Regions from separate parts of the Mus musculus genome. Here regions 1, 2, 3, 4, 6 and 7 are each linked to region 5. Evidence: chromatin loops called from intact Hi-C (ENCODE). Cell type or tissue: left cerebral cortex. All regions are shown on one strand. Links, peaks and the distances in the headings refer to the core of each region. The heading gives the core; the rest is flanking DNA. Region 1 holds the start of n-TTtgt4 (a tRNA gene). Region 2 holds the start of H2ac10 (H2A clustered histone 10). Region 3 holds the start of n-TAagc19 (a tRNA gene). Region 4 holds the start of Gm46404 (a long non-coding RNA gene). Region 5 holds the start of H2bc13 (H2B clustered histone 13). Region 6 holds the start of Gm40833 (a long non-coding RNA gene). Region 7 holds the start of n-TVcac11 (a tRNA gene).

Evidence for each region. A loop is a pair of places that touch in the nucleus more often than their neighbours do. Peaks named below come from ENCODE experiments on the same cell type or tissue, not always from the same donor. Only the 100,000 strongest peaks of a DNase experiment are listed, where the experiment ranks them.
Region 1: it touches region 5 in a loop (3-fold over the local background); 8 of 42 quality-filtered maps call a loop at or near these places.
Region 2: a loop joins it to region 5, with 4 times the contacts of the local background. A loop is called at or near these places in 13 of 42 quality-filtered maps.
Region 3: a loop joins it to region 5, with 3 times the contacts of the local background. A loop is called at or near these places in 8 of 42 quality-filtered maps.
Region 4: a loop joins it to region 5, with 5 times the contacts of the local background. A loop is called at or near these places in 13 of 42 quality-filtered maps.
Region 6: a loop joins it to region 5, with 4 times the contacts of the local background. A loop is called at or near these places in 17 of 42 quality-filtered maps.
Region 7: it touches region 5 in a loop (2.7-fold over the local background); 4 of 42 quality-filtered maps call a loop at or near these places.

The regions. Positions count from the first base shown.
Region 1 is chr13:21,273,434-21,277,879 of GRCm38, forward strand. n-TTtgt4 (a tRNA gene) reads left to right here and starts at 2,523; the gene lies at 2,523-2,596. In left cerebral cortex, for the core only: a CTCF peak has its summit at 1,789 (motif pointing left); DNase peaks (open chromatin) are centred at 1,676, 2,064, 2,295, 2,581 and 1 more place; H3K4me3 peaks cover 2,588 bases.
Region 2 is chr13:23,533,371-23,537,816 of GRCm38, forward strand. H2ac10 (H2A clustered histone 10) reads left to right here and starts at 505. Exons shown (of 1, transcript NM_175661.3): 1 at 505-1,008. The coding sequence starts at 541. The coding sequence ends at 933. It overlaps H3c8 (H3 clustered histone 8), which reads left to right and starts at 2,048. Exons shown (of 1, transcript NM_145073.2): 1 at 2,048-2,539. The coding sequence starts at 2,076. The coding sequence ends at 2,486. In left cerebral cortex, for the core only: a CTCF peak has its summit at 1,941; DNase peaks (open chromatin) are centred at 452, 817, 1,619 and 1,913; H3K4me3 peaks cover 2,323 bases; H3K27ac peaks cover 127 bases.
Region 3 is chr13:21,256,851-21,261,296 of GRCm38, forward strand. It overlaps n-TAagc19 (a tRNA gene), which reads left to right and starts at 2,918; the gene lies at 2,918-2,989. In left cerebral cortex, for the core only: no CTCF peak of the experiment used is centred there; DNase peaks (open chromatin) are centred at 1,848, 2,444 and 2,988; H3K4me3 peaks cover 1,737 bases; H3K27ac peaks cover 341 bases.
Region 4 is chr13:23,444,907-23,449,352 of GRCm38, forward strand. Gm46404 (a long non-coding RNA gene) reads right to left here and starts at 1,065. Exons shown (of 2, transcript XR_001780873.2): 1 at 660-1,065. It overlaps n-TVcac9 (a tRNA gene), which reads right to left and starts at 1,308; the gene lies at 1,236-1,308. It overlaps n-TRacg5 (a tRNA gene), which reads right to left and starts at 1,958; the gene lies at 1,886-1,958. In left cerebral cortex, for the core only: a CTCF peak has its summit at 1,676; DNase peaks (open chromatin) are centred at 1,227 and 1,918; H3K4me3 peaks cover 2,252 bases; H3K27ac peaks cover 1,591 bases.
Region 5 is chr13:21,712,767-21,717,212 of GRCm38, forward strand. H2bc13 (H2B clustered histone 13) reads right to left here and starts at 3,417. Exons shown (of 1, transcript NM_178199.3): 1 at 2,945-3,417. The coding sequence starts at 3,377. The coding sequence ends at 2,997. It overlaps H2ac13 (H2A clustered histone 13), which reads left to right and starts at 3,646. Exons shown (of 1, transcript NM_178182.2): 1 at 3,646-4,093. The coding sequence starts at 3,656. The coding sequence ends at 4,048. In left cerebral cortex, for the core only: CTCF peaks have their summits at 2,148 (motif pointing right) and 3,705; DNase peaks (open chromatin) are centred at 1,607, 2,158, 2,981, 3,544 and 1 more place; H3K4me3 peaks cover 1,929 bases; H3K27ac peaks cover 1,538 bases.
Region 6 is chr13:23,433,789-23,438,234 of GRCm38, forward strand. Gm40833 (a long non-coding RNA gene) reads right to left here and starts at 884. Exons shown (of 3, transcript XR_873170.2): 1 at 633-884. It overlaps n-TKctt11 (a tRNA gene), which reads left to right and starts at 2,552; the gene lies at 2,552-2,624. n-TPagg3 (a tRNA gene) reads right to left here and starts at 3,277; the gene lies at 3,206-3,277. n-TIaat8 (a tRNA gene) reads right to left here and starts at 4,394; the gene lies at 4,321-4,394. In left cerebral cortex, for the core only: no CTCF peak of the experiment used is centred there; DNase peaks (open chromatin) are centred at 2,082, 2,551, 2,776, 3,260 and 1 more place; H3K4me3 peaks cover 2,607 bases; H3K27ac peaks cover 809 bases.
Region 7 is chr13:23,304,788-23,309,233 of GRCm38, forward strand. The region is part of intron 1 of 4930557F10Rik (RIKEN cDNA 4930557F10 gene); the gene reads right to left. It overlaps n-TVcac11 (a tRNA gene), which reads left to right and starts at 2,842; the gene lies at 2,842-2,914. It overlaps n-TIaat9 (a tRNA gene), which reads right to left and starts at 4,338; the gene lies at 4,265-4,338. In left cerebral cortex, for the core only: a CTCF peak has its summit at 2,339; DNase peaks (open chromatin) are centred at 2,588, 2,818 and 3,341; H3K4me3 peaks cover 895 bases.

The DNA.
Region 1 (4,446 bases), core at 256-4,255, 440 kb before region 5:
CTCAAGTTGTATTGTTTGTGATGTTTCATCACATCAGTAGAAAGTGTACCTAAGACAGCTCAGACTGGTAGGTACCTGCTAACTCGAGCCAGCAGCCCCTGGGCTGAAAAGGCAGAGGCAGAAAGGCTGCTAGAAATTTGAGGCAATCCAGGGTTACATAGCAAGACCCTGTCTTAAAGTAATAAAGAAATAAAGTAATAACGTTAAAAATAAGTAAGAACGAATGGCCTACAGTTATACAGACCACTATGGATTAAGTTTAAGATGTGTAATTTTTTGAAAAGTCAGGTTGTAGGAGGATACAAAAGTATTGTTTCTTTTATATATGAACTGTAAATGGCGGCATAGATTAGAGATTCTATAGAATAGAAACTTAAAGAGAAAGCACTCACAATGCGGTTGCAGAATTTTGAAGAGACCTTAGCAGAGTAGAGGGAGAAGGATGGCCATTGGCAGAGCCACTAAGTCTGTACTCTGCTCATAGGATGGGTGATGTCTACAGGGAGTTTATCCATGCACCGTGTTGAGGGACTTGCACATGTATTCTGTTATGTGATCCCAATGTTTAAAATTTAAGTGACTCAGTTAATCTTTTGTTCAGAGCTAACAGGAAGTATCTCGAAAGCCAAACAGATAAGGAAAGGGGATATCATAGAAGAATTACAGTAACGGAGGAAAGACTGAAGAGTTCTGTCACCTGCTCATGAGAGAGGGCAGAGAACAGGTGATCGCTAGATCAATGGTAAGAATATTCTGGATCTGATAACAAGTCCTGACTCTTCCTGTTACAAAACAATTCCAAAGCAAGAGAGATAAAACTAAACATACAAACACAACTCTCTGTGGCAAAGAGATAAAGAGAAACAGCGAACAGCAAGTGATTTAGGGCAGAATGAAGTGTTTTAGAATCTTCATGAGAGACTTTTATTGAAACAACTGCCTCCAAAAGCGTCTTATTTATTCTGTGGGACTCCCTGGGACCATGGAGATCAGTGACTTGGTCATATTAGGTTGATTGTCTTTCTTTCTCTCTTTCTCTCTCTTTCTCTCTTTCTCTATCTTTCCTTTCTTCCTTTCTTTCTCTTTCTTTCTCTTTCTTCCTTTCTTTCTTCCTTTCTTTCTCTTTCTTTCTTCCTTTCTTTCTTCCTTTCTTCCTTCCTTCCTTCCTTCCTTTCTCTCTCTCTCTCTCTCTCTCTCTCTCTCTCTCTCTCTTTCTTTCTTTCTTTCTTTCTTTCTTTCTTTCTTTCTTTCTTTCTTTCTTTCTTTCTTATAGCTTTGTCAAAGTATTTTTCCACTTGAGTTTCTGCAGCAGTCGTTGAAGAAACCTCCACAGGGCTACAGAGCGAGGTCCCATACTCCCGGCCTCAGCCTCCTGACTGCTGGGATTATAGATAAACAACACCATCATCTGCAGAATTCAGTTTACCTTTATAAAATGGATGCTCGAGTGTTCAATAGTACAAGTTTAAAAAAATCACAACACCTAGCGTTTTCAACACACACAGGGAGAGAACACAGGAAAGAAATACCAACAATGCATTTTTCTGAGTTTTGCACATAGAACCCCCGGCTGCTCGTTGGAGTAGACCATTGCCAGAGCGTTTGCTGCCTCTTCCTGGGTGAGATTACTCTTCCCACCGCACTACAGTCGGCTGAGCCAGTTAGACTCATGCTGGGATAAAGAAATGTAAGCCGCATTGATGGATGGAAACGTAAGCCGCAGTGTTGGATGGAAACTGTGGACTATCCTCATTCTGTCCTGCTGTAAGCAACCCTTTGGGTCCCTCTGGTGACCACTTGAAAGTTACTGTGCGTTTATCGTTATCCTAATTCTGAAAATATGGCCTTCCTATACATTAGCTGACTTGATGAAGGGGGTCACATAATCTTGGGTTGTAAGAGTAATTAGGGGATTTTTAGAATGAAAAAATACGTCAGGATTTAAATAAGTAACCAGCCGAATTTTCCCAACGTTTGAAGACAGACGGTGTTACGGCTCACCCCTGTAACCCCAGCGCTCGGGACAGAAGAATTGCCCTGAATTGAAGGCGAGTCTGTGCTACAAAATTGAGATCGTATCTCAAACAAAACAAGGTGAAAAGAAGTTAATTAGTTAAATGCAAACAACCGCGATCAAAGGGGGAAATGATAGTAAATGTCCCCCTGGTTCCAAAGACTCTGGTGCGAGGATTCAGAAGTCAGAAAGTGGGTTTCTGCAGGCAAGAGACCCGTCCTGTGCCGTGTCCCTCTCCTTTCCCCGACTCGTTCAGTGGGAGCAGGGACCCTGTGCGATAGGAATCGAATGAAGGCTGAGCACTTTCACAGACAATTGATATTCTTTGTCTTTTCGAGAGCGTTCCACGTGAGCAATACACAATAAATTTAAATTAAATATACAGTTATAAAAAACCCTCAAACCCCCAAAACACTTAAACATACAATTAAATTACTTTAAAAATAAATGAACAAAATGACCCTTAGAAATTAAATAGAGGTATGTTTTCAGGCTTGGTACAGCAGTTGGCTCCATGGCTTAGTTGGTTAAAGCGCCTGTCTTGTAAACAGGAGATCCTGGGTTCGAATCCCAGTGGGGCCTATCTTTTTTCCTTTGTGGAGCATTTTGTCTTGTGGATGAAGACAATACTCTCCGTAAGGTGCCGTCCTCCCTCTTGAAAATGGCGGGACAACAAAGAATATGCCTAAACTTCCGCAAACCCTCTTCTCGTTCCAAATGAATAAATTTTACAAAAATAAAAAGAGCGAGAAGCCAAACGTGGACCAAGAGAATTTCCAGGAGCGTTTGATGCCTGGGCCCTCCGTGCGTACAACGGCCCAGCAGCGGGAGATAGGGGACATAGGACACCTCAGTTGGTGTCCCAGAACAGAAAAAGTCTGTTGACGGCCTGGAAGCTGCTTGTGGGACTCGGCGACTCTAGCGGGTTTCAGGGAACTTCTGTCCAACCATCAATTATAACAATTTGGAAAGAGCCCAATTCTGGACCGCTAGCGGCTCCTTAAGCGGGGTTGCCGCGGTTTGTTGAGTGAATGAGTGAGAGAATTGATGTCTCCTATCTCTGTGCTTTTTACCTTTCGGGTCAAAGGCAGGTCTCTCCGCCTCTTTTCAGCTTCTTTCGATTCTCTAGTTTGCTTTGAGATTCAGTAGTGGGTTTGGGTCTACGTCACCTGGGGTCTTAACGGGGTGTGTGTGTGTGGGGGGGGGGGTGGTGGTGGTGGTGGTGGTGGGGATTAAGGAATCGTTAGTCTAAGCTAGTTGCACAGCGCTGGTGCAGAAGGGGTCGCAAGTGCAAAAGAGGTCACAAGTTCCTTTTTCCAAAACTTCCATCAGCGGGCGAGGGGAGCCCACCTCCCCCACCCATTCGGCTTCCTACCCACTTGGCTTTCTGCCCCTGCTGTAGAAATGCAGGGATGCTTTCTTTTAAGAAATGGATGTTCCTTGTTTGTTTGTTTGTTTTTGAGATAGGGTCTCTGTGTAGCCCTGGCTGCCCTACTCAGAGTTCCTCCAGCCTTTGCTTCAAGCGTTACGATTAAAGGTGCGGGCCACCATATCTGGCAAGGGAATTTTCTTTTTAATAACGATCGTCTAACAAGAGCAATGGAACAATCTTATAGTAATGGTATTTTTATTTTCTCACAACACTGAGTGAAAAAATAGCAACTCAGGATAATCACGTATTCTAGCATGACTTTCCTTCTGTACATTTAAAGACCACCTTTTCTATTGCTTATGGATTCGAATATGCTTAGCAGAGCAGAAAATGTGGACATGAAGGTGAGCAAAGACCTGGTTGGAGAATGCTTCTGCGGAGACAGCACTGTGGAGTTTAATCAGACTTCTGGGCTGAGTTTACATCGCGGTGAATACAAAGCCAAGAAGCACTCCAAGAGACACGGAAGAAGAAACTGACTTATTACAGTACGAAAAGAAACACAGGAGGCTTTTGCAAGGCGATGCCCTTCCCAGAAAAGAATGGATGGAATTTTATTCCATAGTCCATATATATCCACACAGCGGTGCACACAGGGGAAAACACTGGTGCTACTTTAATTTATGTGCACTAAAAATCAGAGGGATGGCCCAGTGACCTGGTCGTTTTCTCCTAAGAGTTCCTGCTGAAACCAATAAGAAAAACGTGTAAGTAGGTCATCAGTCTTTCAAAGAGTGGCATCTATCTGGCCCATGCAAGTGTAGAAATCTGTAGTTAGGGGAGCCGTCCTTGCTTAGTAAGAATGTCACACTGAGCTAATCTGACAAGGTATGAACCTTTGGGGACACGCAAACGTTAAACACCACGAATACGGCTCCTCTCTGACAGCACACATTGTCTCTGGTTTAGAGTTAGGACAAGGCAGGGTTCATGAATTAGGAAAGTTTTCCCTCTGCTGCTGTGTTTGTAAGCGGTTGTGCCTGGTTAAATAGTTATTCTG
Region 2 (4,446 bases), core at 223-4,222, 1.8 Mb after region 5:
TACAAAGACATGCACATACTTAAAAATAACTCTTTAAGAGAAAGTATTAAAATTAAGAGAACAGTTCTCTGTATAATTTTAAATATAGTCTTCAGCCTACTCAAATACTAGGCTGAATGCAACCCAGACGCTATTGTCTCACAAAGGAGCAAGTTTTCCCTTTTATTTAGTCTTTTCCTAATTAATTCTTGCTGTCCTTCTGGGCCTTAGTAACGGACTTCTTGGAGCCCTTCTTCAGGGCGGGAGCGGACTTGGCGGGCTCAGGCATAGTGAACAGAAAACAACACCAAGAAAAAAAAATATTAGCCCTTGTTGCAATTTAAATAAAGCTGTGGCTATCCTTTTAGAGTCCTGAAATATTATGCGTTAACTATCCAATCAAAACAAGGTTTTTTCATATACAAGCTACCATTGGTTTAGGTAAAACTCTATGTGTAGCCAACGAGATCACTCCGTTTTCGCGCCAGAAGTTGAGTATTAGAATGGTGCTGTGGCTGCATCATTATACGCTGAACAGATCCTGACAGCAAGGTACCTACAATGTCTGGACGCGGCAAACAGGGTGGCAAGGCTCGCGCCAAGGCCAAGACCCGCTCCTCCCGGGCCGGCCTGCAGTTCCCCGTGGGCCGCGTGCACCGGCTGCTCCGCAAGGGCAACTACTCGGAGCGCGTGGGCGCCGGCGCCCCGGTGTACCTGGCGGCCGTGCTGGAGTACCTGACGGCCGAGATCCTGGAGCTGGCGGGCAACGCGGCCCGCGACAACAAGAAGACGCGCATCATCCCGCGCCACCTGCAGCTGGCCATCCGCAACGACGAGGAGCTCAACAAGCTGTTGGGCCGCGTGACCATCGCGCAGGGCGGCGTCCTGCCCAACATCCAGGCCGTGCTGCTGCCCAAGAAGACCGAGAGCCACCATAAGCCCAAGGGAAAGTAAGCCAGTGAGCTAAGTTTTTTTTTTTTTTTTTTTTTTTTTTTAAACAAAACCCAAAGGCTCTTTTCAGAGCCACCACTTCTTCATATAAGAGTCTAGTAACATGGTTAATTTAGCTTGTGGAAAAACCTATATTAATGTTTCAAGCACAAAACCATAATTCTGGTAGGCTGAGGTAATTCTTAGGCAACTGCTTTGTCTTCCTCACGCAGAGAAATATTGGATGTAGCATAAACATAGATTTACACGTTGCACAAAACTTTTGGTCTTGCAGTCCTCTACATCTTCGTATTGCTCCGGAGAGGCAGCAGACATTCGGGGTTGGGAGAAAATACAAAGGGTCTTACGGAAATTGTTAGGCAAGTCTTTACAAAGTCGCAAGATTCAGGATACTTGACCTGTGGTTCCTGTTACATTACTGCTTGCTTTGTGTCACTTTAAACACTCCTGGAGCAAAGACGTAGTTCGGCTTGAGTCAAGGAAAAAGGACCTAGGTGCATATTTTACATATAGCAAACCTGGTCTCTTTTTCTTCCTCCTTGGTTGCCACCTCTTGATTTGACCTGTCTCAGACCTTGGGGCCAGGGAACTCACCCAAGAGCAGTTTCCCAATAAACCTCCCTTTGATATATTCAAATCTGGTTTGGATTGGCTCATTTCACCGGCTGAGAAATAACGTATCATGTGCAGTCTAGGCACAAGAAGCGGGAAAATAAAACCAAAGGCGGGTAGAGAACATATTTTCCAGAGTGGTTTGTGGATATCTAGGGTCATGAGATTTCAAATTCAAGATTTCTTTGCCTCAAATTCTTTAAGCGACTCGATACAAGGATGGAAACATAAATTTAAGAAAGCTCGGGTGTGCCAGACTAAAACATGAGTGTAGCAGTCTGTACTAGCAGGAGACTGTGTGCAGGAGTTAACCAATCGGGTGTGCAGGAGTTAACCAATCACCACTTGAATTCCTCAGCCAATAGTACTACTGCGCGGGACACTTGAAAAGCAGACACGCCTATCAGGATGCTTCTCGGTGGGAAGGAGGGGTACGAGCGCGGGTACGTGTGTTGCGCGTGTGCGAACGCAAGCGTACTTAAAGGCCAAAGTGCGCTACTTAGGTATCTCACTTTTCCCTACGGTTACTTGCCATGGCTCGTACTAAGCAGACCGCTCGCAAGTCTACCGGCGGCAAGGCCCCGCGCAAGCAGCTGGCCACCAAGGCCGCCCGCAAGAGCGCCCCGGCCACCGGCGGCGTGAAGAAGCCTCACCGCTACCGTCCCGGCACTGTGGCGCTGCGCGAGATCCGGCGCTACCAGAAGTCGACCGAGCTGCTGATCCGCAAGCTGCCGTTCCAGCGCCTGGTGCGCGAGATCGCGCAGGACTTCAAGACCGACCTGCGCTTCCAGAGCTCGGCCGTCATGGCTCTGCAGGAGGCCTGTGAGGCCTACCTCGTGGGTCTGTTTGAGGACACCAACCTGTGCGCCATCCACGCCAAGCGTGTCACCATCATGCCCAAGGACATCCAGCTGGCCCGTCGCATCCGCGGGGAGAGGGCTTAAGGGTTTCTGTTAATCCACACAACCACTTTAAAGGCTCTTCTTAGAGCCACCCATCTTCCAAAAAAAGAACTGTAGCGCTTTTTCCAACTTGTGGGTATTAATCAGTTTCATTTGTGAAAGTGCTAGGTCTCCTTTCATCACACCGATCTATTATAAGCAAGCAATATTTTGGTAAGTGATATCTTTACCCTTTTTCATGGAAATTGTACTCTTAGTTAGCAAAGCATAAAGATTGGAAAACTTTGCATGGTTACAGTAATTTGGGCATTTACCGAATTTAAAAATAAAATTATTAGTTGCAGATGTTTACTTTGGAATTGTGAACTTTCTGAAGGACAGAACCACTAATATTGTAACTCAGAAAAATTAACTGATCTTCCAGTCTTGAAAGGGTTACAGGGATTTACCATTCACTTTATAGCGTGCTTAGTCTCCTCCCTACCCACTAATAGACCTCCCCCACCCTCTTTTTAAGTGGACTCATAGCTTAGGCTGGTCTGCAACTTTCTTTGTAGATCAGGATGATCTGTATTTGGGAGATCTGTTTCTCCTTCCTACTGTATGCTGGGATTAAGGTGTATATGTCTTGCCCTCCTTTGGGCTTTTTGAGATCCTGAATCTTTATGGCTCTTTCGTCACTTGTTTCACTTGGCTTAATAATCATCACCTCGAAAATTACAGCCATTTGGGCACTGGATTTGTCCTAGGTCATTATCACAGTGGTGTATGGTGTGGAAATATGAAGGCTGGTCTTTAGGAGATGTGCTAGTGACTATAATGGAAGACAGTTCGAACTCTGGATGCTGAAAACTCCTGTTTTCTGAACAGTATTCCATGGAGAGCCTCGAAGATAAAGCTGGTAGCTTTCACTTGTCTCCTTTCTACATTTTTACCTTTCTCCACTCGACAGAGCCTTCTGAATTTATTCCACAAGTATCCAGTACCCTTCAGAATACACTCTTTCTCGGTAAAGAGCCAAAGATCTGCTTTCCCACAAAGCATTTTTTTTTTTGGTTTTGTTTTTAAATATTTAATAGACTTTTTAAACAAATGAACAAGTGAGTCTTGATCTGCATTGCACTGGGAACTGGACTAGTGAGAAATTCAGTGAGAAATGTTGACACATCATAGATTTAGGATCTATGTATTTATATATTTATACATTTATGTACCTATGTGTGTATCAATGTACTTGCATACCTACCTACCTACCTACCTACCTACCTATGGTCTCTGAATGATGGGATTAAAGGTGTGTTACCAGGCTGGCCTGGAACTCACAGATTTATTTTGCTCTGGTCATCAAATGATGGGATTAAAGGTGAGTTGTGCTAAAGTACAACATGCTGTAGATCCAGACTCTCACTATTGTTCCTGAGTTCCATTAGCTTATCATGCCATGAGTGGTAGTGATTTGCTGGATGATGCAGATGCCAAAAGTTTATATATACACATAAAATGTGCTTTGTTGAAAAACTACAGGGGGCTTGCGGCAACATTTATTGCTTTAGGCTTTTAAAGATATTGACAGTGATAAGATAAAATGCAAAGAGGGGGTTGGAGTATGTTTGGTGGCCCATGCCAAAGTGTGCCCTTGAGAAATAAGCCATGTAACAGATTTAGTGTAAGAGGCTTAATGGGGAAGGAGAGAGTGAAAGGGTGACTCAGCGTGGGGACAAGAGGGAAAGCTAGAGGCAGACAGACAGACAGAGAGAGAGAGAGAGAGAGAGAGAGATTGGCAATAGAGATCAGAGTCATACTCAAGATGGTAGAAAGATAAGGGTGGTTGGTAGCCCTTTTATGTACAATACCTGGCCCGCCTGGTAGTGGCAGGTGAGGATTTAAGCTGTGTAATATCCAAAATGAATTCAAGACCACCCAATACCTTCCCCCTTTGAAAAGGACTTTCCAAACTGTACTAGAAGGCCAAGTGCAGAGCCAGAAAAGGAAGCTGGCTGAC
Region 3 (4,446 bases), core at 328-4,327, 460 kb before region 5:
TCCCAATGACCTGAGTTGGCTTTCCAGGACCCATGCTGTGGAAAGCAAGAACCAACTTTTGCAAATTGTCCCCTGACACAGACTAAATAAATAAATAAATAAACAAACAAATAAAGTTCAAAAATAAGACAGAGTTATAGAGAATGACCTCTGTCCTCCACATACTTATGACTAGGTAGGTACACCTGTGTACACATGGGCACATATGTATAAACACCACACACACATGCATACACAGACAGACAGACAGACAGACAGACAGACATGCACTACTTAACATAAACAGCCCTTCTCTCTCCTTTGCTCTTTCAGTTCAGTGGAGACTTTCAAGGAACTAAAACTATCTTGAGAACCTGATGACACAACTTACTGATCAGGCTAACTTAGTGATGCTTGGTCACAGCTTTCAGGAAAAGCTGCTCAGAAGAAGGAGGACCATCCTCCAAAACACATCCATCCAAAGTTCCACCTCTTGATAGAATTTACTATTTGTACTATTATTCTCAGTGCATTTAATATCCTGCCTTTTGCAGTCCATATAGGGACTCTGGGGAGCATTGTGAACTGTCAGGTGAGTGTGGTCAGGCAGCCTGGGCACCACTTGGTGCTACTTAGGAATTTGGGTTACCTTGTACTCCCCAAATCTGTATAGAGTGTGCAATCCCTTCAGAGGACCTTTTGAGTCTTGCTTTTAAGATTTTTAAGATTAAGAGGGAAAGTTGCAATTGTAGCTAACAGTACTGTATTTTACATTGAAAACATTGAATGCAGAAATCAAGTTAAATGTTCTTTACACACACAGGTGCACACACAAATGCATAAACAAATGAACACACAGTTGCACACACAGGTGAAACCAGAAAGAAGCTTTTGGAGATGATGAGTGTGTTAGCTTCCTTGACCATGAGGATGGTTCCAGTGGTGCACACACACGCCCAAACTCGTCAATTTGCATACATTGTATAGTTTCAGCTAAGAACCGGATTTGTTTTGTTTTGTCTTTAGAGCTACTGAGCATGGAGAGAAGGCTGGGTGGTCAAGAGCACTGGCTGTTCTTCCGGAGGATGGAGGGTTTGATTCATAACACCATATGGCAGCTCACGACCCTCAGTAACTGCGATTCCAGGAAACAGATAACCTCTTCCATCCTCTGCTGGACCCGTGTGTCATACATTCTCATCTGTCTGTCTGCCTGTCTGTCTGTCTGTCTGTCTGTCTGTCTGTCTGTCTCATTCTATATGCATGTGCATGCGTGCTTTATCATGGCTTCTTTTCAGAGAATACAATTTCATTACTGTTATCTCCTTCCCACCCTTTCCCCAGTGCCCCTTTCCCGTGCTTTCTAGGCCTGGCGAGAACTTGTGGCAATTCTGTTCCCTTCGTCTTCCAAGCACTGTGTTACAGGTGTTGTGCTGTGCCATACCACAGCAGAACTCTAAAACACAAGGACAGAGACACATTTCTTTAGGGAAGAGAGGGGGAAGAAGGGGAAGGGAAAGGAGGAAGGAGAGGGGCGAGAGGGGAAGGGGGAAAGGGGAGTGGGGAGAGGGGAGGAGGAGAGAGGGAGGGGGAGAGGCAGAGCCAGCTTTGCATGTGGTTTCACATAGATCACGTTCCTTGATATCCAACAGAATATTTAGAATAGAATATGCTAAAATGATGGTCGTGGATCTTTCCTCGGTTTTTCTTTTTTTAATCTCGAAATATTAAGGTCTTTTGTAACAGGGGCTTTTGTTTGTTTGTTTTTGAGACAGGGTTTCTCTGTGTAGCCCTGGCTGTCCTGGAGCTCACTCAGAAAACCAGACTGGTCTCGAACTCAGAAATCCGCCTGCCTCTGCCTCCCAAGTGCTGGGATTAAAGGCATTTTGTATCACAGGCTTTGCCTTAAATTTATGGCAATCGTCCCGGTTTTGCCCCCAATGCTAGGATTACAAGTGAGAGACACCACAGGTAGCCTAGGATATGTGATGACTGCCCCAGGCATGATCTTCCTAGTGAAACAGTTACCTACAAAAGGAAACAGAAAAGAGTGGTTAATTTAGACCAGTCACTTTAAGTCTACTCTAACACTGAAATTAAGCCCTCTTGACAAGGAAAAATAGGAGAAGAGCAGCAGGAGCATCCTCTTCCTTCTGAATCCTTAGTTCTGTCTCAGTTTCCCTGGTGTTCCCATTCTCCTGGTCTGCTGAAAGGTCTCTGTGTATATGAGGAATTTCCTGAACTCTCCAGGCAGGTATAAGATTCGGCTTCCTGAGTGGAACTTTCCAAAAGTGGAAGGGCCACTATGTGTACAGTAGGTAAACCCCAGAGAAAAGGAGCCGAGTCGGCGAGGAAGCGCACTCCTGACTGCATCCCTGTCTCCTCTCAAGAGTCACTGAAGAGTCTGAGATTTCGTGTTCTGTGGGTTTCATTGGCTTCCTTTGGATAAAGCCTGGAGCGGCGAGGATCGGAGGAAGGGGAATCTAACATCTTGATTCTTAAAACGTTTTCCGTAGCTGAGACAGGGGAGCTGGGTTTTATTGTAGAATCCTGTCCTCCAATGCTCCTATTTTTCATTGTCTTTCGTAGCTCGGGAACAGAATGCAGAGACGGTATGGCAACAGCAAATGAGTGCTTTCTTCCTCTGCGCAATTAATCTTGGCAAACGGTTCCTCATCTTTCCTGGAAGGATCTCTCCTTGGTCCTGTAGAAAGAAAAGAGGATCCCGCACACTTTTAAACTGAGGTCTCCAACCCTAGACTCTTTATATATCCCTTATTGTCTATGATGAAAGTGCAGGTTGGTCAGAATACCCTTCTTACAAGACCGCTCTTTTTTTTTTTTTTTTTAAATTAAAAAAAAATTTTTTTTGACGAATAAAAGTACCAAGTCTAGGAATTTTATAAAGATGAGTAGGAAACACTAGATTTCAAGTGGTGGGGATGTAGCTCAGTGGTAGAGCGCATGCTTAGCATGCATGAGGTCCTGGGTTCGATCCCCAGCATCTCCAGGCTTTTGATGTGGGGAAGGAAGGTGCGTTCATTTTTAAGAATTCCAACCCTCTCTTTAGTCTGCTTTGTTAAGCGACTTAGCGGTTCCTACTAATTTGTTACTGCTGTTCGCAAACGCACGGGCTTAGTTAACCGGCTGTATTAGGCGCTATACTTGCGCCACGCTCGGGGACGCTCTTGTGGCGCCAGTGTGGGCTCAGGGAAGATGCATAGCTGCACCTCTGAATGCGGAAGGGTGGTGTTCTGACTCTTCCCGCTCCTTCACACTGAAAAACCCACCACTTTATAAAAGATGGTGACTGATTTTGTAGCACTACTGTAAGGGGCTTTGTCTAGTGGGCTGTTCGTCTAGGAGATATTCCTCCTTTGAACTTTTGGTTATACTTGCAACTTAAGACACTGATATTAACAAGTCAAAGGATTTTAGAAAAGTTTTCTTTATTCCGTCTGCTACCCCACCTCACCCCGTCCCCAGCCAAGCCCAGAGTAAGCCTCACTGGCATTCTTCTTGGTTACAGATGAATCAAGAGCTTTTAAACCTGGAGGTGGAGGGCTGGTGGAGTATTACCAGGCTAGGTTATGGATTAATCAAGTTCTTGAAGAGAACAATAGAAGCCTACTCTTCCTTCCGTCTGACTACAGCATTTTTGAGCAATCAGTTATAATAGGGTTTTGTGCTGAAGCGACTTGGCCCTAAGGAAGGAGGACATTAAGGTGTGAGTCTTAGGCTGCTGAGCTTGCTAATCCTTCTGGTTAAATCACCCTGTGCTGCCAACTACTGACCAATATTACACGTCTGAGAGATGTAACCGTAAGCTACTAACTTCTAAGAACACTTTAAATAGTTAATTCAAAAATAACCACGGTGTTTATCAGCTTCTCGGGCCACAAACTAAGAATCCAGAGACCTTTTCCTCGTTAGTGCCTGTCATTTCCGTTGGGCTACAGCATTCTTCTACAGTCTAACCAGTACTGGCCAGATACAAGGCTTCTTTCTACTCATCAGTTTTAGGGTTTGGGATTTTTGTTTTTGTTTTTGCTATTGGTGTTGTTTGTTTTATTTGTGGAAAGGCAGGGGATCAAATCTTGTGCATGCTGTGAAATCACCCCATCTCTGAACTCTTTGCTATATCCCCAGGCCTCTTTTTACTTTTTATTTTGAAGCAAATTTACTCGGGCTAGCCTCCAACTTTGGGTCGCCTCCGAGTGTCTGGGATGACAACTCTGGCCACCATTCCTGGTTTGGTAACTAGCTGTGGTTGTGGTTACTCCTTACCCACCTTTCACTCCACGCTCTGCCTTCCTTTGATGTCACTTGGAGGCCATCAGCAGAGTGTGACTGTGACGGCCAATCATGGTTGTCAGCTTGACTGAATATATCTCAACTGAAACACAAACTGTTGGGTACTGCTGGGAGGGATTTTCTTAACCAGATTATCAGAAGCATGAAGACCCA
Region 4 (4,446 bases), core at 168-4,167, 1.7 Mb after region 5:
TACAGTCAAAACTGTGAGCTACACCTATCCCCAGGCCTTGGAGGCCTAAGGGCCTATACCCCAAACTAAGAGTCAAATAAATTCTCTTTCCATTAAGTTGCTTCTTCACAGGTATATTGTCACTGCGATAAGAAAAGTAGTTAATAATTCATAAGGTAAAATTATATTTCCTGGAGTTGTTTTAAAGGTTTAGATTCAGGCTGTCAATTTGTATTCTTTATTGATTATTGTATTCTATTACTGATTATAGCGAACCTGGGTCCATTTAACCTGATCATATTTCGGGTTAAAGCAATTATTAAAATTGTGTAAGAGCTGTTATTATCAGGCAAAGATATTTGTGATTAGGCGAATTTTGAGGTCTTGACCGTTTTGTTTTGCTTTGGTTTTGGTTTCGCAGCAAATCTGTCTGGCTCGGGTGCCCATGGACTAAATCCCATCTTCTCCGACACTCCTTCCTTCCCAATCTCCACCAAATGTGTGCAAGGCAGCGTGTTACCAGTTTTGCTCCCCTGATGGGAGGTCGTCCTAATCTTTCTCTATCCCTGGGAACTCTGCACCTCCTCGAGGTCCTATTTATTCCTTAACTTGGGGAATCTACCCTCATTTTTTGGTTTGTTTTGTTTCACTCTGTCTAAAACACTCTGCCTTGCACTCACAGCAATCCTCCGGCCACAGCCTCCCAAATGCCAACGGTTACTGGTGTGAGCCACTCCTCCAGGCTGCCTTTCTTTTTGGTTAGGTGAGGACGACGTGAAAAGAGATCGGGTCCTTCAGACTACCCTCGGCCCGAAACCTGCAGGGATGAACGCGGCCGAGCTCTGGGCATCCCAGCCAAACCGCCCCTCAGCTCGCTCTTCCCCGTCCTCCCGGTAGTAGGGCGGGCGACCGCCTTTTCCAGATTCCGCCTTCACGAGAACATTTGTGGAAAAGCCCGGGCTTCTTTTCCGGTCCCCGCTGCGGAGGGCGGAGGCCATCACGCGGAGGCCGTCAGGCTCTCACCTAGAGCGACTCCGGGTTGAGGACCACGGAGCCGAGCGAGCGGGGACCGGAAGGAGCCTCGGATACGCTTCCGGCCGCTCTTGGGAGAGGGATGAGAATCCTCAATTCCCTGAAAGAGGGATAGGATCAATTGTGGGAAATCACGCTTCAAGCTGCACTCTGGAAGCGAAACAGAATGTAACTAATGAAAATAACATAGAATTATATTTCACGGTATAAAATAAGTACCAAACTGTTTCCGCCCGGTTTCGAACCGGGGACCTTTCGCGTGTGAGGCGAACGTGATAACCACTACACTACGGAAACTCGCTGGATGCGGCCCTTCGTATTCCGCAATTCTCTCAATATGATTTGCTTCTGTTGCTCTCTGTGTATGGTAATATGATTAAACCGTGTTTAAATCTAAGAAGCAGGACTAAACACAAACCTAGGAACTCATAATTGGGACCTGAAACTACATTATCATTGTACAAACGTCTGAATAGGAAAGACTAAGACACAATTCTGTAATTTCTTCCAAATTGCCCTTGTTTCTAAAATTAATCGCTCTAATTAGATTTTAATGGCTTAAGGGGTTACTTCAAAATCATCCTACAGCCAATATGGACTGGTGAGTCATCCTGACCTAGGGATAACAGCTCCGCATATACGCTGGTGACGCCATCGTATGGACCGGTGTGGAATTTGCTCTACAAAGAAGTGATGAACTGCGGCAAGTTGTGGCAAAAGGCTTGCTATGAATTCGAACAGACTGGTTACAGAATGAAAAAGTCTCAAAACACAACGACAGTAAGAGTGATCTTTTTGTTCCAGACAAACTCAGACATGAATGGATTTTCTTCATTGAATTTCCAGGAAGTCAAACAAAAAGACCTGTACATTCCGAGCCAGCCAGGAGTCGAACCTGGAATCTTCTGATCCGTAGTCAGACGCGTTATCCATTGCGCCACTGGCCCTGTACACGTAAGCCCTTGGGTGGGGCAACTACTTACATTATTTCGAGGCTTAAAATTGTACTGCCCTCCTGGCTTAGGTTTGGTTTAGGATAATAGATTTTAGATATTCTTTTATTTCTATTCCTTTTAGGTTTGTTTTTGATCCTCTCCCCCCCTCAAAAACAAAACAAAACAAACAAACAAACAAACAAACAAAAAAACGGTGGTAAGAGATGTCCCTATGTCACCTTTCTATTCACGCTCTCATTCATTCAACCAATATTGATGAATGCTCAAGGAATAAAATAGTAAAGAAAACAGAGTTCCCCGTGCCCTCTAGAAAATAATATGGTAGTTCTGATACAAACACTAAAACTCTAAATAACACTTTGATGGATTTAGAAGAAAAATAATGCTAAAAGGAAAGGAAAGAGGAACATGGTCATGGCATCCTTTGATATTTTTTATTGTCTCCCTGTAGGTTGTTTAACCTCCGACCCCAAATATTTCCCAAACAAGATTGCAACAGGAGGTCTCACTGTGTGTCTCTGCATGTTGCCTTTATGAGAATATGTCAATTCTGGTACTTATTTGGTTACTTTCTAGGCAAAGATGGTTTTCATATGTGTGTTTCAGTCTTTCTATGTTTTTGAAAAGGCATCTCTATTCTCGTGCACTGTAAATAAATCAAGGGCTGTTGAACAGAATTTAATTGCTTGATTTAAGACTGTACATGATGAGATTAGAAAGCTAGTTTTGGTGCATATAGTTTCAACAACCCTTAATGTGCATGCACGGGTGTCTGTTTTTTTACATCTAAGCTTTAATGGAAGCCTACTTAACACTTCCTCCTCAAAAATAGGGCTCTTTGTCATCAGATTTTGTACACAGACTCAGAAGGTAATTTGGTGATTTTCCACTCCATCGCAGAATGATACTATTATATATATTATATATGAAGAAAAAAGAAAAAGAAAATATTTCAAAAAGAAATCAATGACATTGAAGTATGTCACCAACACAAAGTCACAGGAGACATGGTTACAATTCCTGCACTGAGCAGGTGGGAACAAAAAAGGCCAAGGTTAAGCTCATCTTCTGGTCAGTACTTAGCAAACAATCCAAGCACCTTTCTCCCTGAGACTCTGTCTCCAGCCAGCCAAGAAAAAAAAAGGCATGCACTTTTATTGGATTTCCAGTAATGAAGCAAAATCTGGTGCCTCCAAGTCATCCCACAATCAGAAATAGAAACAAAACCTAGGGCATCTCTAAAAGTCCATTCTGTCTGTCCAGAATGGTTTTAGCCCAAATGACTGTATGCTCTGTCCACACACTCTGTTCTTTTGTTTTTAATCTATAAAAAACTCCCTTCGTTTTTCAATGTTTAAAGGTCTTATTTGGCTGCCTCAATCTACTAAGCCATGACTGCAAGGTGTTGTTTCACTTTATTTGAGTCGTGTGTGTGTGTGTGTGTGTGTGTGTGTGAGAGAGAGAGAGAGAGAGAGAGAGAGACAGAGAGACAGAGAGACAGAGAGACAGAGAGACAGAGAGACAGAGAGAGACAGAGACAGAGACAGAGAGAGACAGAGAGACAGAGAGAGCAAGCCAGCTTCTTCTAGTTAGTTAGTGACTGTATTAGGCAGAGAAACCAAATCTAGAAGAGAACAGAATCAGTAGAAGACTACATTATTAGCTACCTTACATGATAGACAAGATTAAAACTTATGCAGCTATTCTACTGAATAGCCTGGACTCTAAGTGAACCCACTATGTCCTGCTACATCAATGTTTAATTACATAACTGGGCATTACAGTCTGGCCAAGCTGACATATTAAGTTATCACTGTGTGAACTCTCTCTCTGAGTCTGGATGAATTGTTCTTTGGTTTTGCTCCAAGGCATAAGGAAAACTGCTCTCTACCTCTCCCCTCTTCTTTAATGTGATCAGTATGTGACACAGAGCTCTAGATTGTCGTCAGTCTCAGATGTGTGGAGCAAAGTCATTATGAGGTGTCTGTGAACCTGCCTTCCTCGTCATAGTGGAGGCTGCATGGAAACAACTCACTCTCATATTTCTGTTTCTTGCTTGTTGATTTTGACTTTGTGAGACGGGGTCTCCTGTTGCAAGGCTGACCTCATGGTCTCTACAGCTGAAGCTGACTTTGAACTTCTCATCCTCCTGCCTTCACTTCCCAAGTGCTGACATTATAGATATGAGCCCAACTCACATATATCTGTAAAGGACTGATCAGGGTTTGTTATCTTCTTAGATATTCCATGCAAATGTCACCAACTTCAGTCAAAGGAGAAACACCAACCAAATACAATGTCTGTTTTGTTGTCTGGCATCTACCACAAGTTAGTTAAAGCTATAGTGTGTGACTGAGCCTTTGAACACACCATTAACAATATGGCTAACTGTAAGATTAAAAAAAAAAACAGGAGTTGGAAAGATGACTCAACAGTTGAGTTCTGTTCCTTCAAAAGACCGGAGTTCAGTTCCCAAGTT
Region 5 (4,446 bases), core at 223-4,222:
TGCTGGACCCAACTAATGTATAAACTTCCCCTTGCCAGTTAAAAATAATGTCATTAAAAAACAAAAGAAAGGTAATCTAAGTAGAAAAGATTGCTTGTTTTGCATTTTAAACTTAGATAACTATTCAATCAACAATAAACAACGTTTGAGAGGTTAGGAAATACCAGAGGTAGTGTTTCAGAGGTAGTGTTTGCTTAGCAAATACAATGACTGACCTGAGTTCGGTTTTCAAGACTAAAACACACAAACCCAAAATAACAACAATAAACAAGGCTAAACATTTCTTACCCTTCACCCTCACCTCGCTGTTGTTAGGAGGTCAAGGCTGTTCTTTACGGCTTACTTTTTTTTGTCTTAACTAGCTTTCAAATGTCTGTTATGTGAGACCCTATACTCTGCCTAGAGGGGCCAAGCAAGGAATGTCTTCTTAGTGGAGAATCAACTGGGAAACTCTGGGCATTTGAGTCAGGCCTCGGTGGCAGGACACTTCATGAGTTTGTTGGGGTCCAGAAATTTTTGTTCATATCCAGTTTTTCAACTTTGAGATTAAAAAACAATAGCAACGTTTGTTTGTTTAGTCTGGGTCATATTCTAAATGTTTGCTAGATAACATACAAAAGATTTAGGCTATTTCATATTTAAACACATACCTTCTTCAAAACTGGAAGCCCCAGCCAGTGAAACTGTGTTGTCCAGGAACACAGTGGGCACTGCCGCTCCCCAGCTCCTGCCAGTTCCTACCGGCTTTATGGGTACCCACACTCTGATTGTTCTTATCACAGAGCTAAGAAACTATTAAAACATGTTCTGCTCCTTATTGAAAGAGGAATGCTAAGACAATGGACCTAAAAAATTAAGATTTCCTCTAGGAGGGCTGGAGAGATGGCTCGGCCATTAAACGGCTAGGCTCATAACTAAAAATATAAGATTTCCTCCAGGAATCCCAAGAAGGGGAAGGGGAAGGGGAAGGCTGACATCCTGACTCCAGCAGTTCTCACAGCAGGGCAGCCTAACTCACCTAGAACCCAATGCTTCTTTTTATGGTGTCTATAAAACTGTAACACTGCTACAGGAAAAGTAGAGAGTGCATGGGACCTCGTCTAACTGAATGAATCTACTTTACTCAGTTCTGCTTCCTAATTTCTTTCAAAATTTGGGGAAACTAGAGTGGCAGGATTAGGGGCCTAAGTGTCTCATACACTATCAAATTAAAAACAAAACAAAACAAAACAAAAAATACAAGCCAACAATGTCAGGAGGCATGGATGTCAAGAAAATTTTTAGAAATGAAAGGTGGTTTCAAATGTCCAATGACTATTGGACCCCGTGAGTAACTCACATAAACTCCGTTTTAGAAAATCTTCAGTTGTTGATTTAGCTATAATGTTAACTAAATGCAGACTTTTAAAATGAAAGAAAATGTGGAATAATAGCAGGTTGAAATAAAATATAGTGTTAAGTGTGGTGATAGATTAAATGCCCATGGTCAGCTCTTGTCCTTGGTATGACTGTATTTGGAGACAGGATCTTCACAGGCGGGAGCTGCAGGTAAGTGGCTGACCACCTTCCTAGTGACTTGCCTTCAGTCCATTTCCATTAAGAATGGTCCTAAGAGTGGGGTGCTTACCAGAGAGACACCAGACTGAAAAGGTCAAGGGCACGGACATGAAGGTAGACACCTGCCAAATCCCAGAGAGAGCCCTCAGGAGAAGCCATATCTGCTCATGCCTTGATCTTGAACTTTAAGAAAATATCTGTCTCTGTTTCATATGCAACCTTGTCATTCTAATAATATTTTAATAATATCTTTGGTTATAAATAAGCACTGGAAAATGCCAAAAAATAGGGGACAGAAATCTAAAACTAAAAAACATGTCTTTAATGTTTTCAGGTATTTTAGAATGATTTAATTTGATTTTGTGTAGTTTTTGTTTCTGACAGCTCTGACCAGACTCTCCCTCTATGTGCTCCAGTCTCGTCTGTCTTGCCTCCTCTCCTTCAGTCACACACGAATGACTCTTGAGAAGTTAATATAACTCTTTCAACGTTACTAGGAAAAAAAAATAGTAACATTACAGTAACTCACTGGTCACAGCATTTTCAGTCTGGATGAAAAACACCCAAGGCTTATGATTCTGTTTGTGGCCACAAGATGGCAGAAAAGAGCAGCACATTTCACAACACTGCAAAACTAGATTATTCTTTAGCCCTCCACCTGTCCTGCTTTAACTGCACACTGAAGTGGTTTTCATACAGAGGGACTGCGATGGTGACCTACAAAATATGATTTACAGAAGAGAGGTCACGAGGTAACGGAGAACGCTAATATCATGAAACATCAAAAATGATTTTTGAACTATCGGAATTATGGAGAGTTGCAGAACCTGGATGGTGCATGGAAGTCCCACTAATATTGGGGGGCTACCCCACGCTTTTAATTCACCTCCAACTCAGCGGTCATGCTGGGGCCCACTGGCTTTAAATGCAGTTTTGACGCTTGCAGCTGGACTTAGGACCATGGACATTCAAATCAGTCTTGAAGATGGCTTCTCTGAAGCATACTTTCTCGTGAATTTACACTCAGGTTCCATTTTCGCTTGTACGATAAATACCCACAACCACGCAGGACAACTGGCCTGTGCTTACGCAGCATACTTTTCAGTTAGGAGGAATGAAAGGTTGGTTGGTTGGGGTGTGAATACCAGTTAATGCTTAATTTAAAGCTTCAGGATACAGTGCACACTCGTAAATAAAAACTACAGGCTGCTGCGAATTATATTTCAACTGACCGGAGAGGCAAAGCCTGACTGTCCATTAACCCTTAACTTCCAAACGCAAACTGCTTACTGCATCTTTTGGCATTTTACCTTATGCCTTGTTAGGTCCAAGGCAAGAGAAGCGTCATCAATAACCACGCATGTGCAACAGCTTTTCCAGAGGAAAGTGTGGGTGGCTCTTAAAAGAGCCTTTGAGTTAGGAGTGTGAGTTAAACGAGCTCACTTGGAGCTGGTGTACTTGGTGACTGCCTTGGTGCCCTCCGACACCGCGTGCTTGGCCAGCTCCCCGGGCAGCAGCAGGCGCACGGCCGTCTGGATCTCCCGGGACGTGATGGTCGAGCGCTTGTTGTAATGCGCCAGGCGGGAAGCCTCGCTCGCGATGCGCTCGAAGATGTCGTTCACGAACGAGTTCATGATGCCCATGGCCTTGGAGGAGATGCCGGTGTCGGGGTGCACTTGCTTCAGCACCTTGTACACGTACACCGAGTAGCTCTCCTTGCGGCTGCGCTTGCGCTTCTTGCCGTCCTTCTTCTGGGCCTTGGTGACGGCCTTCTTGGAGCCCTTCTTCGGGGCGGGAGCGGACTTGGCGGGCTCAGGCATACTGAGAGGATGAAGTGAACTAAGTTGAAAAAGGATAACTAAAAGTTAATGACTGTTCTGGCTGCATTTTAAACAAACTTACGGCTATGCCGAACCTGAATCACCATACGTCATGTACTAACAGTCCAATCAAAACAAGGGATTTTCAAAACCAGGGCGCCATTGGTAACCAATGTGTAACCAATGAAATCTCTCCGTTTTCGCGTCCAGCCTTGACTATATATACTATGCGTATACCGTTTTTGCTTCTTACTGCGGTGGTTATCTACAGCTGAGTTATGTCTGGACGCGGCAAGCAGGGCGGCAAGGCTCGCGCCAAGGCCAAGACTCGCTCCTCCCGGGCCGGCCTGCAGTTCCCCGTGGGCCGCGTGCACCGGCTGCTCCGCAAGGGCAACTACTCGGAGCGCGTGGGCGCCGGCGCCCCGGTGTACCTGGCGGCCGTGCTGGAGTACCTGACGGCCGAGATCCTGGAGCTGGCGGGCAACGCGGCCCGCGACAACAAGAAGACGCGCATCATCCCGCGCCACCTGCAGCTGGCCATCCGCAACGACGAGGAGCTCAACAAGCTGCTGGGCCGCGTGACCATCGCGCAGGGCGGCGTCCTGCCCAACATCCAGGCCGTGCTGCTGCCCAAGAAGACCGAGAGCCACCACAAGGCCAAGGGGAAGTGAAACCAAACATTACGAATCACCAAAGGCTCTTTTCAGAGCCACTCACTTTCTCCAAAGAGACCTAAACACTACTGGGATAGTGCATTGTGGGAAATACGTGTATTACCTCTCCTAGTTTTCCCTGGCTTGTGGTTAGTTCAACCCCCTAACCTTAGCTAAGAGTATATTGGTTTTTGGAAGGCAGGCACCCAACCTCGGACCTAGTACATAAAACAGACACATCTTGAACTCCAGGCCAGCCTACTCTGCAGGACGAGTTCCAGGACAGACCGGACTGCACAAAGAATTGTCTTGAAATGTTCCTTTATCAGCACATATGCTGATAAACAACTAATCACTGTACAATCAATCCTCACTTGAATCCTGTTTATGTGCATGATTGACAAGTCCTGCCATTT
Region 6 (4,446 bases), core at 277-4,276, 1.7 Mb after region 5:
ATTAATTTGATGGTATTAGAATTCCTTTCGGCTTCCCTGAGTTCATGAGGAACTCCAAATGACTCTTACTCTTCCTTACTCACGACAGACACATCGGACATCAGAAATCTGTCTTATTATTCTTCAGAGCCTACTAAAGATCGTTGTGTTGCTGTACATTGGAGTCACACACATAGGCAAACAATCCCCCACCAGTGGACTAGCAGTGTCCACTCCCCTGTAGTACAATGAAAGAGTTCTCTGCTATTGTTCAGTGTTTGTGGGATTTTGTTGTTCTGTTTGTTTCCCTGAGCAAGAATAAAAAGCAGACTATTAATCACTTAGTTGAGGACTAACCTCTTCATGTCTTCAAGAAATATCGGAGTAAATTGAATATAACATTCTCTTTCCCAACCCCAGCTGACTGAATGGGTTATCTTATTTTAGCTTATTACAGATGTATTTAATATTGTCCATTTTGTTCAAATGTACTTTCACAGGCTCAATTCCATGATTGTTAATCTAAAAGGAGAACTTGCAAAAATAATAAATACATTCTTGAAAGAATACTCCTCCTCCCCCCCCTCTTCTTCCTCCTCCTCGGCTTCGCATTATTCACCAAAGCATAAATTGAAGGGTGACCCCACTGTTACCACTTGTAGATGAATGCAGGCCCCTGATCAACAGCCCTGTCCTCCATGAGACTCCTGTGGAGCGACTTGAGTGGAAATCCATTTTCTGTTTTGTGTAACTTTGTAGTTTGTGCTCCTCAATCCGGAAGACTTTCCAAGAGGTCGCACCCAACCCAATTACATCCCGCAAGGAGGCTCTCTTGAACTGTGGTCCGAGGTGGCTGAGGACCTTCATTACATGCTGCTGTTCCTTTCCGTGTCCTCTCTGCTGCCTGCTCAGGTAACTTGAGCAAAGGATTTCCTGTTTCCTTCATGTAAGGCCCAGTCCGTCCTGCAAACTGCAACTAAGTCCCTGAGCCTCTGTATCCTTTTTGTGTCTCTTAAAGAGCCAAGGCTTTCTAAAATATACACTTACTTGCACAGATAGATCAAAAGCTGTGCCTGAACAGGCTAAATTGATCATTGATTGTCTCGACTGGGTCCTTCACCCAGAACCTTGATAAATTCAGAAGTATTCTTATGCCTATATAATCCTGTCGGCAGACTCTCAGATAACTGCTTTCTGATATTTATTTATTTATTTATTTATTTATTTAGGTCATAACAATCTCTCACCAAAAAGTGTGCAAACTGCCTACAGATGACCTGTTCCTAGGAAAGCTCACGTAAGATTTTTTTAAAGTCAATTCAGTAACATTTGCTAAGTATGTAATGGTGTCCGTGTTAAACGGCTTAGTTGAAAGCCTTAGGTTAGGTTAAACTTAAAAGCCTTAAACTTAGTTTAAACCCACTGTTGATGTTTGGTTCCCAGTTTCAACATCACCAAATCTAGGAAGTCCATCCTGATATTTTACATTATATGAATTTGTTTTCCAGACTTGAGGAATTCATATGCCAGTTTTGAACAAGTAGCATATGAATTGTTTTTGTTCTGGGGATTAGCTGGAATTTGGAATGACAGGACATATAAAATGGAGAGACAGTAACATCCGGTTTCTTAGGTAAAGGAAAGAGGAAGGTGTGGATGGGAGAGGGCAGGGAGGATGAGTACACTTGGGGGGCGGGGGAGAGATTTTTAAATGCGATCTCCATTGCCTCCTGGCAGATAATAATAAGGTGCTGAGGGCTCTCAGGTTTTCAAAATGATGCAACTGTCGCCTTCTAATCCCCTTTGTTTTGATTATATACTTTGGGCATGAAGTTGGTCTTTCCAATTTTGAAAACAATTGAAAAATGCAACTAGACCCCACAGTTATATTTCTTGCCACAAGTTTATGAAGTCGACATCTCATCTTAATGAGAATTAAAATCTACCAGGCAATCCTGACGGACACGCCGATCCGATGGGTTACCTCTGCTCTGCAGTGAATCAACATCTGTCAACAGAAGCCTCCTCAAAGCGGTTGTCTGCGCTATTATTGTCCCTTCAGTTCCGCTCTTAACACAACGAGCAAGACAGCCGGGAGAACTGACAGGTTGTGGGAACAGCAGCAGAAAGCCTCAGTGGGTCACAGGAAGGGAGAGCCCTGGATGATAAGTGATGGCAACATCACTTGTCAGGAGCTCTGGAAAAGCCGTAAGTGAACCAGGAAACATTTTGTAGTTTATCAAGAAGAGAGAGAGGAAGAGGAGAAAAGGAAAGGAGAGGGGAGGTAAAAGAAGGGAGGACGAAGAAGAAAGAGAGCCGAAAACAGAAAGAGAAATGAAGAGAGGGGAAAAGGGAAAGAAATAGGGACATCAGTGGATGAGAATAGAAGCAGGAAAATGTAGAGCACAGGGTAATAATTCCCAGCTAAACTTTTATTATTAGAGTACCATCTTTTCTTACCTAGAAAACTAATATGAACAACTAAACAAAATCTAAAATCATGCCTTATGACAAACTTGGGGGTGGGTAATACTTATTCTCCTATTGTAGTGGAGAAAAGAGTTGCACATGTGCCCGGCTAGCTCAGTCGGTAGAGCATGAGACTCTTAATCTCAGGGTCGTGGGTTCGAGCCCCACGTTGGGCGCAAATTAACTTTTTTTTTTTTTTTTTTGGTAACAGTTCAATTTTATATTATTAAATTAATCACTATCAAAAATGATTTTAGAGCTTACGTAACTTTTTAAAAAATCAATTTTAATTACGGCATTACAGCGAGCACCTATGTTGCATCATATATCTGTACATCTTTTGCAGAATTTAGTACCCTCTTGGCGCAAAGCTCTCTGGTCTAGAGAGACTGGAGGGAAAAATGAAAGTCAAATCTGAAAACGACTGGTTCAAGTTGCAAATTGAAACCAAATGCATAGAAAGAACACTTAGCTGCGAAAGAAAGGAAGAAAGGAAGGAAGGAAGGAAGGAAGGAAGGAAGGAAGGAAGGAAGGAAGAAAGAAAGAAAGAAAGAAAGAAAGAAAGAAAGAAAGAAAGAAAGAAAGAGAAAAGGGAAAAGAAAAGGGAAAAGAAAAGAAAAGGGAAAAGAAAAGGGAAAAGAAAAGAAAAGAAAAGAAAAGAAAAGAAAAGAAAAGAAAAGAAAAGGAAAGAAAAAAGTTGTCAATCATTAATTTTGAACCTTCGAAAATTCGGTGACAGGAAACACGATAAAAACTTGGGCTCGTCCGGGATTTGAACCCGGGACCTCTCGCACCCTAAGCGAGAATCATACCCCTAGACCAACGAGCCAGATGTAAACTTTGTTTCTTCGTTTTCTTAATCATTTAACCAATTCTTTTTTAATAGCTATTTGATAAATGTTTAGTAAATATAATTTATATTGTTTCTAATCTCGGGTTTGTTTGGTCTTTCAGTCCTTTAAGCCACATTACTTGACTCTCTTAAGGACCATATAAACATCTCTTGACCCACCCTTGTTAGAGAAACAAACGTGCCGTTTATTAAAAATACAGAAAACAAAATTTCTTCTCAGATTTACTTCGTCGGTGCCTGGAACCGCAACCCAAAAGGCCCAATTTCTGAGCAAGTCCGAAACGAAAACACAGATATCATTGGGAGGCTAAAGGAGAACCCGCCTGCACCGGCCCCAAACCCACTTGAACCTGAGGAGTTGAATAAACAGAAAAAGATCAGCTGTCCGTGGAATGTAGAGAATAGTAAGACTGGGATCCTGAAAGAAGACAGAAGGAAGATGGATCTGAGGGACAGGAAAAACGTCAGGGAAAAAAACAGAGCGTAGGGGCGCCTAGCTCCACTGAACAGGAGCAACATTCTGCCAGGCTAAAGCAGATTCGGTAAAAGGGCTTAGCCTTTTCTTACCTGCGCAATCAAAGGTAAAGAAAAGAAAGAAGAAACGTTTCTCTAGAGACGTGAAATTCCTGCCACGAACTCGCCCCAACAGAGACACTCTGGGTAGTGTTCGCTCACTCTAACCTTGTATGACAGTAGTGGGATACTCTGTTTACTCACCATTCCGAGGATAGGGTTTAGGCACTCAAAAAACAGATGAGATCTTTTCTTTCTTTCTTTCTTTCTTCTAATGCATTTAGACCCAACTCACAAGATTTCTGCATTGTCCTATCTGTCTGACATGAAGTTATTGAGCTTATGTAAAATGAGTTTCACAATTTAGCGTAGCGAGACAGACCAGTTACAAACCATAGGACGGAAGTTTCGGAAATTGTTACCTATCAGTACATCTTGGAAAATCTGAAATTTTATTCAATTTTCTGAAATTGGCGAGAGGACGAGCCTGTAACAAAAACTCCAGCTGGCCCGTACGGGGATCGAACCCGCGACCTTGGCGTTATTAGCACCACGCTCTAACCAACTGAGCTAACCGGCCAGACCTGAAGAAGGGCGCACAAAATAAGCATAACAACTTTATTCATCATTCC
Region 7 (4,446 bases), core at 170-4,169, 1.6 Mb after region 5:
TCTGTCTATGTCCATAAATGATATTGATCTGTAAATTTTTTGTTGGGTCTTTGCATGGTTTTGGCATTGGGATAATACTAGCTTTGTAAAAGGAATTAGTGTTACTTCAGTAATTACTTTCAGTGTTATTTACTTTTTGAAATAGTTTGAGGAATGTTGTTTACTCTTCTTTGAAGGTTTGGTAGAATTCTGCTCTGAATCCAACTGGGCCAGGGCTTGCTTTTTTTTTTTTTTTTTTTTTTTTTTTTTTTTTTTTTTGGTGGGGAGGGATTTATTTTTAGTAGAGGCTATGGGTATGTTTAAATTGCTTATTTGATCTTGGATTAACTTTGGTAGATGATACATATCTACCAAACTTTTCATCCATTTCTTATTGGTGTCCCAATCTGATGGGATAGAGATTTTCAAGGTGTGTCCTTGTGATTCTCTGAGTTCCCTCAGTCTCTGTTGTAATGTTCCCATTTTCACTTCAGCTTTTGTTATTATGGATCATCTCACTGTCTTTTAATTCATTTTGCTAAAATATTGCCAATCTTACTGATTTTCTCAAAGAACCAGCTCATTCTACTAACTCTTTGTATTATTTCTGTATGTGTATTTGCTTGTTTCTATTTCATTGACTTCATTCTGGAGTTTGGTTATTTCTTGCTGTTTTCTCTCTCAGGCTGTTATTCCTTCTTGTTGTTCTAGAGCTTTCAGGTGTCACTAAGTTACTGCTGTGAGATCACTCTGTGTGTGTGTGTGTGTGTGTGTGTGTGTGTGTGTGTGTGTGTGTGTAATAAATGATTAGTGTTATGAACTTGACTCTTAGAACCACCTTCCTTGTGTCCAGTGTGTCTGTGTATGTTGTATTTGTATTTCCATTCATTTTAAAAGGAGGTTTCTTTCTTGGTTTCATCCTTTTACCATGAGATGCTGTCTATCCTTGATGACGAAATTTATTTCTTACGTTCAGTAGAAAGATGGATTCTGTTTTCTAATCTGTTAGCCTGTTATCAATAATTTCTGATTATCTGTTGTTGTGGTGTGAGGTTTTCCCCTCTCTTTTGTTTTACTTACTGTTCTGGGATTATTTGTTTCCTGTGTCTATTTGGATGTGGCCTCATCAGAGTGAAGTTTTCCCTCTAATGTTTTTTGTTTTAAATTTCTCTCAATTGTCTTGTAATCTGTTGATGAGGGTTACCTTTGAGGTTTTGTTTGACATCCAAATTTTTTATGTCCAGTTTAGTTCCGTTTAGGTTTTCTTTAGTGATTCTATTTCTGCTTTCCTGTCTTGAGATGCTGTTCTTATCGCATTGTCTCAGGGTTTCTATTGCTGTAAAGAAGCACCATGACCATGGTAACTCTTATAAAGGAAAGCATTTAGTGGGAGAAGGGTTGCAGCTCAGAGGTTTAGTTCTTTACCAGGATGGGGGAAGCATGGCAGCACTCAGTCAGACATGGTGCTGGAGAGGCTGAGAGTTCTATTTTTTGGATTAGCAAAGGAGCAAGCAGAGAGTGTGTGCCATTAGGCCTGGCTTGTGCTTCTGAAACCTCAAAGCCCACTTTCAGTGACACAGTTCCTTCAATAAGGCCACATCAGCTCCAACAAGGACACACGTCCTAATCCTTTCAAAGAATGCATTATGAGCTTATAGAGACCACTTCCTTTCAAACTACCACATTCATTCAATTGTTTGTGTTTTTACAGTTTTCAGTTAGGCATTTTTCTTATCTTTTTTAAGGTTAAGGCCCTTAAACACATACATAATTACTATTTTAAAGCCCTTGTCTTATGCTTTTTGTATATATTGCATTTCTCAAGGCCTGTTTCAATAGGGTTACTGGCTTCTCGGGAAGGCATATTGTCTTGCCTGTCCATCTGGCAGAGAAGTTATGATACTTGAGGTGTTTCTTGGTGAAGTTATCTGTTCCTGTCTTTATTGGGTGCGTGTCCTGTTCTTTGGTTGCTGTCGCCCACTCTGGATCCTTGGCAAGTGTGGTGGCCGTGGGGTTCCTGGTAAAGAGGGGTCCTGTAGCTTGCTGGGTGACACAAAGGAATGAGGAAAGAATCAGAGGGACAGTGGGAAAGAACTTGTGGATCCGGGTTGGCACTGGTTCCCACAGGGTGGAGGTCCGGTCGGGTCGGGGCTCCCATAGGCACATTTAAAGAATGCTTGTGTTTACAAACGTTGAGTCCGAACCTTTTCTGTGAGACCATCTTTGGGCCCCCCCTCTTCCCCCTTAAACTGAGCTCTGTCCGCCATTCTGGAATTTTCCCCATCTTTGTCCATCTTTTACCCATTCTACGCCATAGTAGGAGTTTTTCCTTCGTTTCACCGACAGGGAGCTACGCGGCACTGCAGCCGCCAACATCGTGAGGACAAAAACTCCATTCAGCCTGAGTGGAACCTGGCCCCCTCCCTACTAGTCTCAATGTTCCATTTCTAAGCGCTGTGACAAATTGAGCATCTTCCCTTAACATGATGCTGTGATTATTTGAGTCACTTGCGGATCGTCGCTCAAAAGCTCTCTGGTATCTACAACCTTCTCCTCGAAGTGTCTCCAGTTGATCAGACTCTTCTATCCTCCTCCCTTCTCTGGGTTTGACTCATTAGAGATTTCCCTGAGATGCACTGATGAGTCTTTACTCCTACAACAAGCTTCTCCCTTCGCTGAGCTCTTTCCCTTTTTCACTCCGTGGAAGTCACAACTTTTAATCCTTCCTTCCCTGTACAGGATGTTGCCTGTCCAGTGTGGCTTTTTAATCTTTGGTTTGTTTGCATTGTAGTTCTCACAGATAAGATTTTAGCAAATTTACTCTATCTTGGTTAGTAACGGATAAAACTGAAGGGTCAGAGGGTTTCCGTAGTGTAGTGGTTATCACGCTCGCCTCACACGCGAGAGGTCCCCGGTTCGAAACCGGGCGGAAACAGTACTGTTTTTCTCACTTTCTCTTGTGTTTTCAGAGTCTCAGCTCATTCCCTACACTTCTGAGGAGTCAAAACAATCTCAGCTCCTTGGTTTCACTGTTATGCTTTCCTGAGTCCTAGCTATACCAGGTACCTGAGTAATGCTAAGTGAAGACTCAAGCATAAAAGACTGTACAAAAAATTTCCCATTATGTCGGGAGGTTAGCTCAAATGGTAGAGTGCTCGCTTAGCATCGATGCCAGTTATTTTCAGAGCATGTTTCCACTGAAAGCCTGACAATCTGCTTTTCCAATTTTGGAAATTGGAGACTTAAAAAAAAGTCTTACACTTTTGCCCCCTTCAGCACACACTCGCTTGCCCGTTTCTCATACCCACCTCATGTACTCCTAAGTCTGTGCATTTGATAAAAGTTTGTCTCAATTTGTTCTTTCACTCTCCAGACACTGGGTCAGGACCTCTTCTGTGCCACCACACATATGCATAGCTTCTTTTTATTTTTATAAAACACAACAAAGGGCAGTTTTAAGTGAACCTGCTCACTCGGTCCACAGGGGCGTGTTTAGATGAATCCCAGACTTTATATAAGAGCTGGAATGTAGTAGGTTAGTGGCATGGTTCTTGCTTAGCATATAAAGCCCCAATTCAATCCACAGCACTTTAACTAAACTTCGGAGAAATGTCTGAAACATCTGACTTAACATTACATCGCCTTGATATTTGCCTTCTATAATGTAACGGAGAAGCTCACTAAATGGATCGTTGTAAATGCCAAAACACAGACCTCTGCTAGGCTCCCTGGGAATGCTGGGAGGCACAAAACTCAGGTTCAGAAAACTGTTCGGAAAGATCTCGGCTGGAAGATCCTTTGGACCCCACTAAGCAGCTGGACATTAATGAAGGACTTGGGGTTCTGAACCCGACATTCCTCCGTTCAGTGTCTCTAGATTAACAGAAGGCAGAAAACAGAAATGAAGGCACAGGCAGAGGCCAGGACTGGGGTTTCCTGGTAGCATTACCCAGCCTTCTAATGCACACAGCTTTGCAGGAAGTCTGTGTGAAGTGAGTGTGACTGGAGAGGAGGCACACTGTGGAAACGTGGCAAGGAGAAAGACCCAGGTACTCACTGCTGTTTCCCACTGCTTCCAGATTGATTCCTTGTGGTTCTCAACGAACTATGAATTGTGCTTTCAGGACACTAAACCACAAAATAAGAATGCAGCTAGACAGCACAGAGCAATCAAAAGGAAACACAGTCAAGGTTGGTATGCCTTACACAGCTATACAGAGTAGATCTATGCCACATTCGCTTCATCTTTTATTTTGAAGGCAAAGCATAGTAGCTAAAATATGTGTGGCCCGTACGGGGATCGAACCCGCGACCTTGGCGTTATTAGCACCACGCTCTAACCAACTGAGCTAACCGGCCAGACATGAGAGTTGCTTCTACGACCTCTACAGATATTTGATGACAACGTTGACAACTAAGAGTTTCGTCTTGTTTTTCGAAATTTTAAGATTTTTTTTAAAGATGTAA